Linked DNA regions of Homo sapiens: region 1 is linked to region 2. The links are chromatin loops, found by intact Hi-C in ENCODE. Cell type or tissue: breast epithelium. All regions are shown on one strand. Links, peaks and the distances in the headings refer to the core of each region. The heading gives the core; the rest is flanking DNA.

Evidence for each region. Hi-C counts contacts between places; a loop is a spot of excess contacts. Peaks named below come from ENCODE experiments on the same cell type or tissue, not always from the same donor. Only the 100,000 strongest peaks of a DNase experiment are listed, where the experiment ranks them.
Region 1: it touches region 2 in a loop (8-fold over the local background); 1 of 110 quality-filtered maps calls a loop at or near these places.

The regions. Positions count from the first base shown.
Region 1 is chr20:13,668,951-13,674,337 of GRCh38, reverse strand. No RefSeq gene overlaps it. Among named protein-coding and RNA genes, the nearest start is that of TASP1, 33 kb to the right of the region's middle. In breast epithelium, for the core only: no CTCF peak of the experiment used is centred there; a DNase peak (open chromatin) is centred at 2,147; H3K27ac peaks cover 2,021 bases.
Region 2 is chr20:13,775,124-13,780,510 of GRCh38, reverse strand. ESF1 (ESF1 nucleolar pre-rRNA processing protein) reads left to right here. Exons shown (of 14, transcript NM_001276380.2): 3 at 4,241-4,638; 4 at 5,241-5,354. Among named protein-coding and RNA genes, the nearest start is that of ESF1, 7.1 kb to the left of the region's middle. In breast epithelium, for the core only: no CTCF peak of the experiment used is centred there; no DNase peak of the experiment used is centred there.

The DNA.
Region 1 (5,387 bases), core at 144-5,143, 110 kb after region 2:
CCCCATATATACACTTCTCTGCAATTCCACCACTAAGGATTCTAGCCTGTGGGGACATAGTTAATTGTCTACATATGTATTAGTCCATTTTCATGCTGCTGATAAAGACATACCGGAGACTGGGCAATTTACAAAAGAGAAAGGTTTAATGGACTTATAGTTCCACATGGCTGGGGAGGCCTCACAATCATGGTGGAAGGTGAAAGGCATATCTCACATGGCAGCAGACAAGAGGAGAGAGCTTGTGCAGGGAAACTCCCTTTTTTAAAACCATTAGATCTCAGCCGGGCACGGTGGCTCACACCTGTAATCCCAGCACTTTGGGAGGCCGGGGTGGGCAGATCACAAGGTCAGGAGATTGAGACCATCCTGGCTAACATGGTGAAAGCCCATCTCTACTAAAAATACAAAAAATTAGCCGGGCGTGGTGGCGGGTGCCTGTAGTCCCAGCTACTCGGGAGGCTGAGGCAGGAGAATGATGTGAACCCAGGAGGCAGAGCTTGCAGTGAGCCGAGATCGCACCACTGAACTCCAGCCTGGGTGACAGAGCGAGACTCCATCTCAAAAAATAAAAAAAAAAAACAAAACCATTAGATGTCATGAGACTTATTCACTATCATGAGAGCAACATGGGAAAGACTCACCCCCATGATTTAATTACCTCTCACTGGGTCTCTCTCACAACATGTGGGAATTCAAGATGAGATTTGCGTGGGGACACAGCCAAACCATATCAATATAGCATCCATTTCTCCTTTTCGCTTCCTAACAGCACCCCATATGTGATTTGGGTGACAGTGGTTCTATTCTTGGCTCAGGAGAGCAGGTGGTTTAAGGCAATTACTGCATTTCATCTGGGGGCCCTAGTGACTGGGTTATGATGTTCTGGATGTGGATGAGAGGGCATGTTACCCCAGTTTTATTGATAACCACCTTGTGACCATATAGAAAGCCATCCCTGAGGTGAAGCCAACACTGTGGCAGGTAAAGTTAAGGTTGAAAGACTTAGGGGGACCTGGGTCAACATTTGCCTGAAGTTCAACTTACCGCCAGATTTCTCAGTTATGTATGCCAATAAATCTTCTTTGTGGCTTAAGCCATTTGAGTTCATTTTTCTGGGTTTTTTTTTTTGTAATTGATTGCACACTACTTGATTGCTTTGAAAAGGATAACTACATTTCAGACTCATATAGGCCTCAAAAGATCAGTGGCATGAGGCCTCATTTTTCAGTATGTTCCTAAACTATAGAAGAAATAAGTATTTATTTGGCATAATTTCACTATTTTTCCCCTGAGCATACATTTTCTCACAAGTGTAGAACCTCAATACCCTTCCAGAAATCTGGTCAGAGGTGTGTGAGAGGTCATTTTCTAAGAAGAGATATCTCAAACTGAAAGATAGTCTACAAAATAACTGGCCCGAAATAACTGACTTTTAGAAGTGCCAAGGTCATGAAAAATGAAGGATTGAGTAATAGCCCTAAATTAAAGCGTCTAAAGAGACATAACAACTGAATGCAACACGTGATACTCAATGGGATCTGGGACCAGAAAAGGGAGATTAGCAGGACAACTAGTGAAATTGGAATAAAGTTTATCACTTAGGTAATAGTAATGAATCAATTAATGTTAATTTTCTGATTTTGGTAACTGATTAACTAGTTACATAAGTTGTTAACTTTGGGGGAGCTTGGTGAAGGCTGTACGAGCATCTTGGTACTATTTTTGTGATTTTTTGAGAGTTGGAAATTCAATTGAAAAATAAAGTACAGGGTTAGAGCGGCCCTTTTTTAATGCATTGATTAGAATTTCCACTGCTATGATATCTTACAAATACAGAGAGAATGTGGGTCTCTAAGACTTCTCTGGCAATCCATTCATTAGCAAGACTCAGAATTCACAGGTCTGCCCTGGAAGACACTAAGCTGAAGGCAAATCTATATTTTTCATGCCTTATTAAGGAGATCTGACTTGGTCTTGGAAGAATGCAAAAAATGTTTTGTTATGGGAGTAAGACATATGTCAATCCAGAAAATTTTTTAAGAGCAGGCAATTTTTCAAATAAGACTTTTAGTCTCAGATTAGAGAGGAAAAGGATTTGGCAGAGAAACGCTGAGGAGACTCATCTGAGTGGGTTGTTTTGGCAGCCATGAGTGAGTTGTAAGCCAGCATTTAGAATGGGTGAGTCTGGAAAGTAGATTTGGTGGAAAAAGAGGATGATTCATTCACCAATAATAATAGTAATAAATACTGCTGACAAGGTACTTTTAATTAGCAAATGGAAAATAAGCTCAAGACACATACACCAAGTCCCTTAGAAGTGAGGTCAGAACAAATTCTCTTCAAAAAATGGGAACATTTGTAGTAGCTCCTGTTCCTGGAATTTATTGACAGGTTTTTTTTTTTTTTGCAATGTGGGAGATATGTTCTCCTCTCTTTCAGAGGAAATCCAATTGCTTCCCCATTGAGTTAATATGAAGATTATTCTGGAATGTATCAAAAGAGCACTGCACAGTATATTTCTTTCTTTCTCCAAGTACAAAGAAGTATCCGAAGTTTTATTTTTCAGAATCATTAGCTGATTCATATTCTGTAATCGGAAAAAGAGGCCAGAACAAAATTCTGGGAAGTGAGCTCAATCAAAACCCTTAATTTGGAAACTTGTTTGGAGAATTTCCTGCCCCAGAAAGAGCCATTGCCTGGGGTGGAGGGGATGTCACTCTCAGGACACTGGGGGAGAAGGGTTAAAGTTCTGTCCATAAAACCTTGAATTTCTTAATCAGAAGTGAGGCATCCTATCTTCCATAGGATCATTTCTGATTACCTTTTTCTACCTTCTAACAACAAATTCCCTAAAATTTCCTCTTCTATTCCTTTTGTTATCTCCCTTTTTTCTTTGTCATCTTCAGCCTTCTTTGATCCCATCTGTAGAGTTTCATTTTGTATGATTCTAAGGAATAAGATGTTGGGAAAAGAAAGAAAAGAAAAGAAGAAAGAAGAAGGAGGAAGAGGAGGAGAAGGAAGAAAGGAAAGAAGGAAGGAAGGAAAGAGACAGCAGACAATAAGCATTAAAAGTCTTCCTTCCCTTGAGGCTTTGTAGATCCTCCAACTCCAGCTTCAGGTCCCATCCAGAGTTTGGTATAACCACAAAAAATCATTATCATTTGATCATTCTCCTGTGAGCCAATGCTGATTTCCAACCTGTTTCCACCCATTGGTCCTTCTTTTATACCCTGGAGGACCTGGGGCTGATTGGATTATTGTTTCTGATTCTTCACTGTTTAAAATAGAATTTTTTGCCAAGTAACTTTCCAATGCCTCTCAGCAAAATATAGGCAGGAACTTCTGCTTTAAGGTCTGACATGTTAGGATCTTAGAAGTCACCACTCTGTCCCAACAGCAAGTAAAAAGCTGAACAGAATGAAAAATCAATAACTCTTCATAGATATATCAGAAAAGTGAGGTCACAGGGCAAGCAGCTGCCCCCAGAACTGAGGAGATAGATAGGCAGATACGGAGAATCACAATTTACAGGGGCAGAAAACTTAGCTGGCACCAGTACTAGGATGGGAAAATCTGAACTGTAATTGATGAATTGCTGGAGGCTCAGTGTGGACAACTCTGAGATTCCAGGGTCCCCCGGAGTTTAACAGGGTGGGGGACTCACAGTTTTGTGAGGGGGCGGGGGACCCATGGTTTTGTGAGTTTTATCTACTGAGTCTCTACAAGGTGTGAATCTTAGAGAAAAAACCCCTTGTGCTTCTGGCAGGTGGAGGAGAATAGAAACCATTTTAAAATACACCAGAGAATTCTGTTCTTTCTAAACAGGCCTGCTCTCAAAATAAATGATTTTATTAGAGTTCAACCTTCTGGGGCTTCATCAGAGCCTAATCTACCTGAGACAGGGGAAATACCCAGCTTCAGCTAGCTCCAGCCATCCTGTCCCACCTAAGGGGGGAGGGGTCCTGAGAAGCACTGTTGAAGTTCACAGTCTGGGGCACAGGCTCACCACAAGACTGAGACCTAATCAAAGGATATAGAGCTTCCCCTCCCCCAACAACTCATCACATTAGTAAAGTTCCATTTATTGCAGTTCTTCTTAACCAGTGCATCATATTTACCTTTCAACAAAAAATTACAAGACATACTAAAAAACAAAAACACAGTTTGAAGAGACTGAATATCAGAACCAGAATCTGATATGGCAGAATTTTAGAATTATCAGACTGGGAATTGTTAAAACACTGATGAATATGCTAAGGGCTCTAATGGAAAAAGTAGACAACATACAAGAACAGATGGATAATGTAAGCAGAAAGATGAAAATTCTAAGAAAGAATAAAAAAAACTTCTAGGCCAGGCGAGGTGGCTCATGCCTGTAATTCCAGCACTTTGGGAGGCTGAGGCAGGTGGATCACCTGAGGTCAGGGGTTCGAGACCAGCCTGGCTAACATGGTGAAACCCCATTTCCACTAAAAACACAAAAAATTAGCTGGATGTGGTGGCACATGCCTGTAATCCTAGCTACTCAGGAGGCTGAGGCAGGAGAATCGCTTGAACCCGGGAGACAGAGGTTGCAGTGAGCCAAGAGATTGTTCCATTGCACTCCAGCTTGGGCAACAAGAGTGAAACCCCAAACTCTTGAAAAGAACTTCTACATATCAAAAGCACTAAAACAGAAATGAAGAATACCTTTGATGGGCTCATTAGTAGACTGGACGTGGCTGAGGTAATAATCTGTAACATTGAGAATATCTGAGTAGAAACCTCCAAAACTAAAAAGCAAACAGAAAAAAGACTGGAAAACAAACAAACAAACAAACAAACAAACACAGAACAGAATATCTGAGAACTGTGGGGCTACTACAAGTGATGCAACATACATGTAATGGGAATACCAGAAGAAGAAAAAAGAAAAAGGAATAGACACAATATTTGAAGCAATAATCACTGAGAATTTTCCTAAACTTACGCCAGACACCAAACCACAGATTGAGGGATCTCAGAGAACACCTAGCAGGATAAAAGCCCCTCCCATCCCCCCCCCAAAAAAAAGAAAGAAAAAGAAAACAAAAACCAAGAAAACCCCTATACCTAGGAATATCATATTCAAACTTTAGAAAATCAAATATACAGGAAAAATCTTGAAAGATGCCAGAGGAAAAAACACATTTTACCCACAAAGAAGCAAAGATAAGAATTACATCTGACGTCTAAGAAACCATACAAACCAGAAGAGTAGAATAAAACATTAAAACTGCTGAGAAAAGAAACACCAACCTAAAATTCTGTACTCTGAAATTATCCTTCAAAAGTGAAGGAGAAATAGAGTGTCTTAGAAAAACAAAAATTGAGAGAACTTGTTGCTAATAGCTCAGCCTTGCAAG
Region 2 (5,387 bases), core at 116-5,115:
CCCATTTTACATTTGTAGTGGAACCAGGCAGCAGACCTCTTGAGGTGTGGGAAGAAAGGATAGGAATCCGGTTACTAAAATTGAAGAATAAGATTGGAGTGGGACCGGCAGCAAAGTTGATTTGACACTGAATTAGTGAGGTAAGTTAGTCTAGCATCCACTTCATTTGGGGCACTGAATTAATATAACATAGCTATATAATCCTTTAGATTGATTTTACAGACTTTTTTACATATCTTTTCTCATTTAATTTTCTTAGTTACCTTGAGCAATAAGACTGTATCAGCGAACAAGATTAAAGTGACTTATGTAAGGACATGCAGACCTGGAACTGCAACTCAAGTCTTCTGACTCCTTCTACCCCACCACATTGCTTGCAGTAATTTTGTTGGTTCCACAGTCTAGGAAAGGCATTACTCATAAATAAGGATTACACGGCTCCATATATAATCTTCTGTTCATTATCCATTCATCAGTTATTACAGCAATTACTGTGTGCAAGGGCCTTTTTAAGTGCTGTGAAGTAAAGGTGATGTGAGGACTTGCAGTGTGATATTTGTCATCATGAAATGTTCATGCCCAGCACTTGCACTCCTCAGAATCTATTTTACATAAATAATTGGATGTGTGCAAAGAATGTGCATTGCAGCATTATTTTTAAAATAAAACGGTAACTGGCTGGGCACAGTGGCTCACCTTTATAATCCCAGCACTTTGGGAGACCGAGGCGGGTGGATTGCTTGAGGTCAGGAGTTTGAGACCAGCCTAGCCAACATGGCAAAACCCGGTCTCTACTAAAAATACAAAAATTAGCTGGGCATAGTGGTGCACACCTGTAATCCCAGCTACTTGGGAGGCTGAGGCACGAGAATCACTTGAACCCAGGAGGTAGAGGTTGCAGTGAGCCAAGATCGTGCCACTGCACTCCAGCCTGGGCAACAGAGCAAGACCTTGTCTCAAAAAATGAAAATAGAAATTAAAATGGTAACAAATCATTAAGAGATTAATTAAATATATGCAAACATCTGTGATCTATGAAGTTTTAAAAATAGGTTCCAAAATAACGATATGACCAGTTATTTTAAACAAATTAGTATTTAAATTAAAGAAAAGAAATTTAGGGATATGGTTGTATACTAAAATAACCAGTTATCTTTGAATGAAAAATTACTGCTAGTCACCTTTGTTTTATTTATTAACCATATTTTCCTAACTTTTTTTGGTTTGTAATGATCATTCATTATGTTTATAATTGGGGGAAAATGGTAAAGCAGTTTTTTTGGTTTTTTTTTGTTTTTTGTTTGAAGTAGCTGGATAAGTAGTAATGTTTACAGTCACTACTAGAGCAATACTGTCTAGGAATAGAGACATTTATATTTGTGTAACCCCACATTATCTTGCACAAGGCTGTGTACATTGTGGGCTCTAAGCAGATACTTTTTGGGGTTTTTTATTTTTATTTTTGGAGACAGGGTCTCGCTCTGCTGCCCAGGCTGGAGTGCAGTGGTGCAATCACAGCTCACTGCAGCCGCAACTTCCTGGGCCCAGGTGATTCTCCCACCTCAGCCTTCCGAGTCACTGGGACCACAGGTGCACCCCACCATGCCTAGCTAATTTTTGTATTTTTGTAGAGACAAAGAGTTTTGCCATGTTGCCCAGGCTTGTCTCAAACTCCTGGGCTCAAGATCCTCCCATCTTGGCCTCCTAATATGATGGGATTACAGGCGTGAGCAGCTGTGCTCGGCTGCAGATACTTATTGAATGAATAAATACTCTGAATGCAGTTGATATTGTTAAAAACATTGAAATGGAAGACCTCTTTAAGTCTCTTATGCAACACTTTATTATTATATAACCCAAAGTGTGGTATGTGTACCATTGTCATAAGTGAGAAGATTTTTGATGATACTCAAACTTCTAAAATATTAATAGTTATGTACTGTGTCAACATCTTAGAAAACAATGTAATTACCCTATCACTTCTGTGACTTTAGGAATATTGTTTAGAGCAAAACTAACTTTTAAAAAATTCAATTTAATAAAAAAATGATATTCAAAAATCATGAAAATGGTATAATGACTGACAGTTGAGAAATATTGCAATACTAGATAGACTGGGTCTGTAAGATGTTATTTCTAAGCTTGTTGCTTAAAAGTAAATTCTGCTTACCTCATAGTAACTTTCAATGTTGTGTTTTTCAGATCTCATATATAGAACCTGTGACAATGCTTTCATTTTGGCGCTTTTCACTTCTATTGGCTAGTTATTTTTATTAATCCCTGCTTCGTTGTGGTGGTAACATAAAAGCCCATTTCCTGCTTTTCCTTCTAACAAGATGCCTTTTCATTCAGTTAGTCTCAAGTCAAGTTGTATCTTTGTGAAGCCTTTTTATAAATACCTCTCTGCAGGCAAATTTAGATGTCTCTCACTGTATGGTGATTGAGAACATAGATTTATAAATCAGTAAATGGTTACCTTTTATTTATGAATCCATCAAGAGCATGAGATCGTGTTACAAATCTTCTCTCTTTTCCCTTATCCTAGCTCAATTCTTTGTATGTAGTAGATACTCAGTAAATATTTGGTCAGTGAATAACTATTATAAGATTATAGGACCAAGAGAAAATTAGTTCCAATTTCATTCTAAATCTTGAACTTTTAAATTTGCTTTTAATTTTCCAAACTTAGAGCCTGTAAGCAGAAAATAAGCTCCAACTTAAAGATGAGTAAAACACGTAAGATATATCTACACACCAAGTAGATAGAAGCCTGTGATTGCTTTAGAAGTAGGAAATGAGCCCTTTCAGAGTTGTGAGGACTAAAATTTCCATCTTAAGCAAAAACAGTCTTTCAATCTTGGTGTATTGCTAATCATGACAGTTGATTACAAAGTTCAAGACCTGGCAGAAAAAGTATAAATATTATTTCTCTGTCTTTATAGGTGATCTCATCCACATCACAGCTTCTGTTGTCAACTGCGTATGAATGAGTCACTGATCTCCAACCCAGACTTCTCTGAGCTGTACACTCTTATTATTGATACTTTCTTTTAGATGACTGAGTGGCACTTCGTATTCAACATATTCAAAACTGAACTCATGATTTCCCTCCACCAAACAAACTAGTTCATTTCCAGTGTTCCCTTTTCATCTTTCCATCTTCTTAGCTAACTAGCTCTGAAAGCTAAGAAGCTATGACTCATCTTTGACACTTCCAAAACTCCCAGTCCCCGTGTCAAATCTCCAGTCGGTAATTATTGGTTTCACTTCCTGACTGACTCTGAAATCCATGTACATCTCTGCATACATACTGCCACCCAACTTAGTGCTACCTTCATTTCTTGCTTTTTGTACTGTACTACCTTTACTATATTCACATCTGTTCTTTACTTTCCCAAGTCAGTTTTCTACAGTATAGTCAAGGTGATCTCCTCAATATGCAAGTCTGAGGATGACAATATCCAAAAGAAGATGACATCCTCTTTTTTGAAAACAGCAGTGTCTTCCCATTGCTTTTATGAAAAAGTCCAAGCTCTCTATATGGTTTTTTGATAGCTTGGCCTCTACTTAACTCTTCATTTCCATTTGTTACTTGATTCTGTGCTATCTGTGATCTGGACATGATGGTTGGCTTTTTCCTATTGGCAGATTTTTACAGGTACCTTCCTTGCTCTTTCAAACAAATTTCCATCTATTAGTCTAACTTTGACTATTTAACTCCTGTTCATCCTTCAAGTAACAGCTCAGTTATCACTCACTTAGGGACCCCATTAAATCCCCTTAGAAAACATTCTTTCTGGGATATCTTAGTTGTGATTTTAACTTTTCCTATATATTGATTTTATTTGATATCCATGTATTCTTTTCACTCAGCTAGAAGTTTCACTGAGAGCACTGTTTGCTTCTCTTTTACCAACTGTTGTATATTGAGCACTTAGCACGTAGCAGGCACACTGTTAAGTATTGAATGAATGTCTGGATCTACTTGCGTGATGTGAGCATGTGTTAGGATTTCCATTAAATAACTTGGTTAAGTGTATTTTCCTTTACTCTGTTTCATAGAAGTTATGGTTAGGATTTCTATCATAAAAATTGACTAAGCATTTACTGAATATATATTTGTCTTTACTGTGTTTCATAGAAATTATATTTTTACTGGAGTTGATGTCAAGATAATTTGGATTCAGTTTAATTCAGCATATATCTTTTCTTAATTTCTTTCCCCTTTAACATTTTGCAGTGGTTCAACTCATAATGACAAGAGACAGTGATGGTTATGAAAACTCAACAGATGGTGAAATGTGTGACAAAGATGCTCTGGAGGAAGATTCAGAAAGCGTTAGTGAAATAGGAAGTGATGAGGAATCTGAAAATGAAATTACAAGTGTTGGTAGAGCTTCAGGTGATGACGATGGAAGTGAAGATGATGAAGAGGAGGATGAAGATGAAGAGGAGGATGAAGATGAGGATAGTGAGGATGATGATAAAAGTGACAGTGGCCCTGATCTTGCAAGGGGTAAAGGAAATATAGAAACTAGTTCTGAAGATGAAGATGATACGGCAGATTTGTTTCCAGAAGAATCTGGTTTTGAGCATGCTTGGAGAGAATTAGATAAAGATGCTCCTCGTGCTGATGAGGTAACCTTTTGAATAAACAAGATTATTTGTGAAAAACACAGTACAAGCAGCTTTTATGGCTGGTAGAACTGATGTCATTAAGTGGGAAAAGCTTATTGGTAATAGTATTCTTTATGATTCTGATTAAAATTTGATATGGAATATAATTATATGAACTAGAAGACGTCCAAGCAGATAAGAAGAGGCTCTACATAAATAATTAAAAGTTGCATGAAATTTTTAATACTTGTTTTAGCTAGTAGTTTGTATTTCTGTTTGTACGGCACCCAAAAGAAATGTTGCAGGGTAACATACTCAACTTCCTTACTCATGCATGCATGGCAAAATAGCTGAACAAACTTGGTGGTTAAAAAATCAGCTCATGATCATGTTCTGATTTAAGAATTAAGAACCAAGTAAGAGAAAGTACTTACCTGTTATGGTTTTACTATTGTTTGGCTCATTTGAAGTTCTCTTTTATATACTGAATTACGCTTAGATAACTCCTGTACTATTAATTTCAGAGCATAGGGGACAGAAGGCATTACATTTTTAGAATCTTTATTTTTCAAGTATTGAGAATGATATGGATTATGTACTATTTAATTCTTCTCATTTCTCAGATTACACGTCGATTAGCAGTTTGTAACATGGACTGGGATAGATTAAAGGCAAAAGATTTGCTGGCTCTGTTCAATTCATTTAAACCCAAAGGAGGTGTAATATTTTCCGTCAAGGTGAGAATTGATTTCATTTTGAAATAAATATTT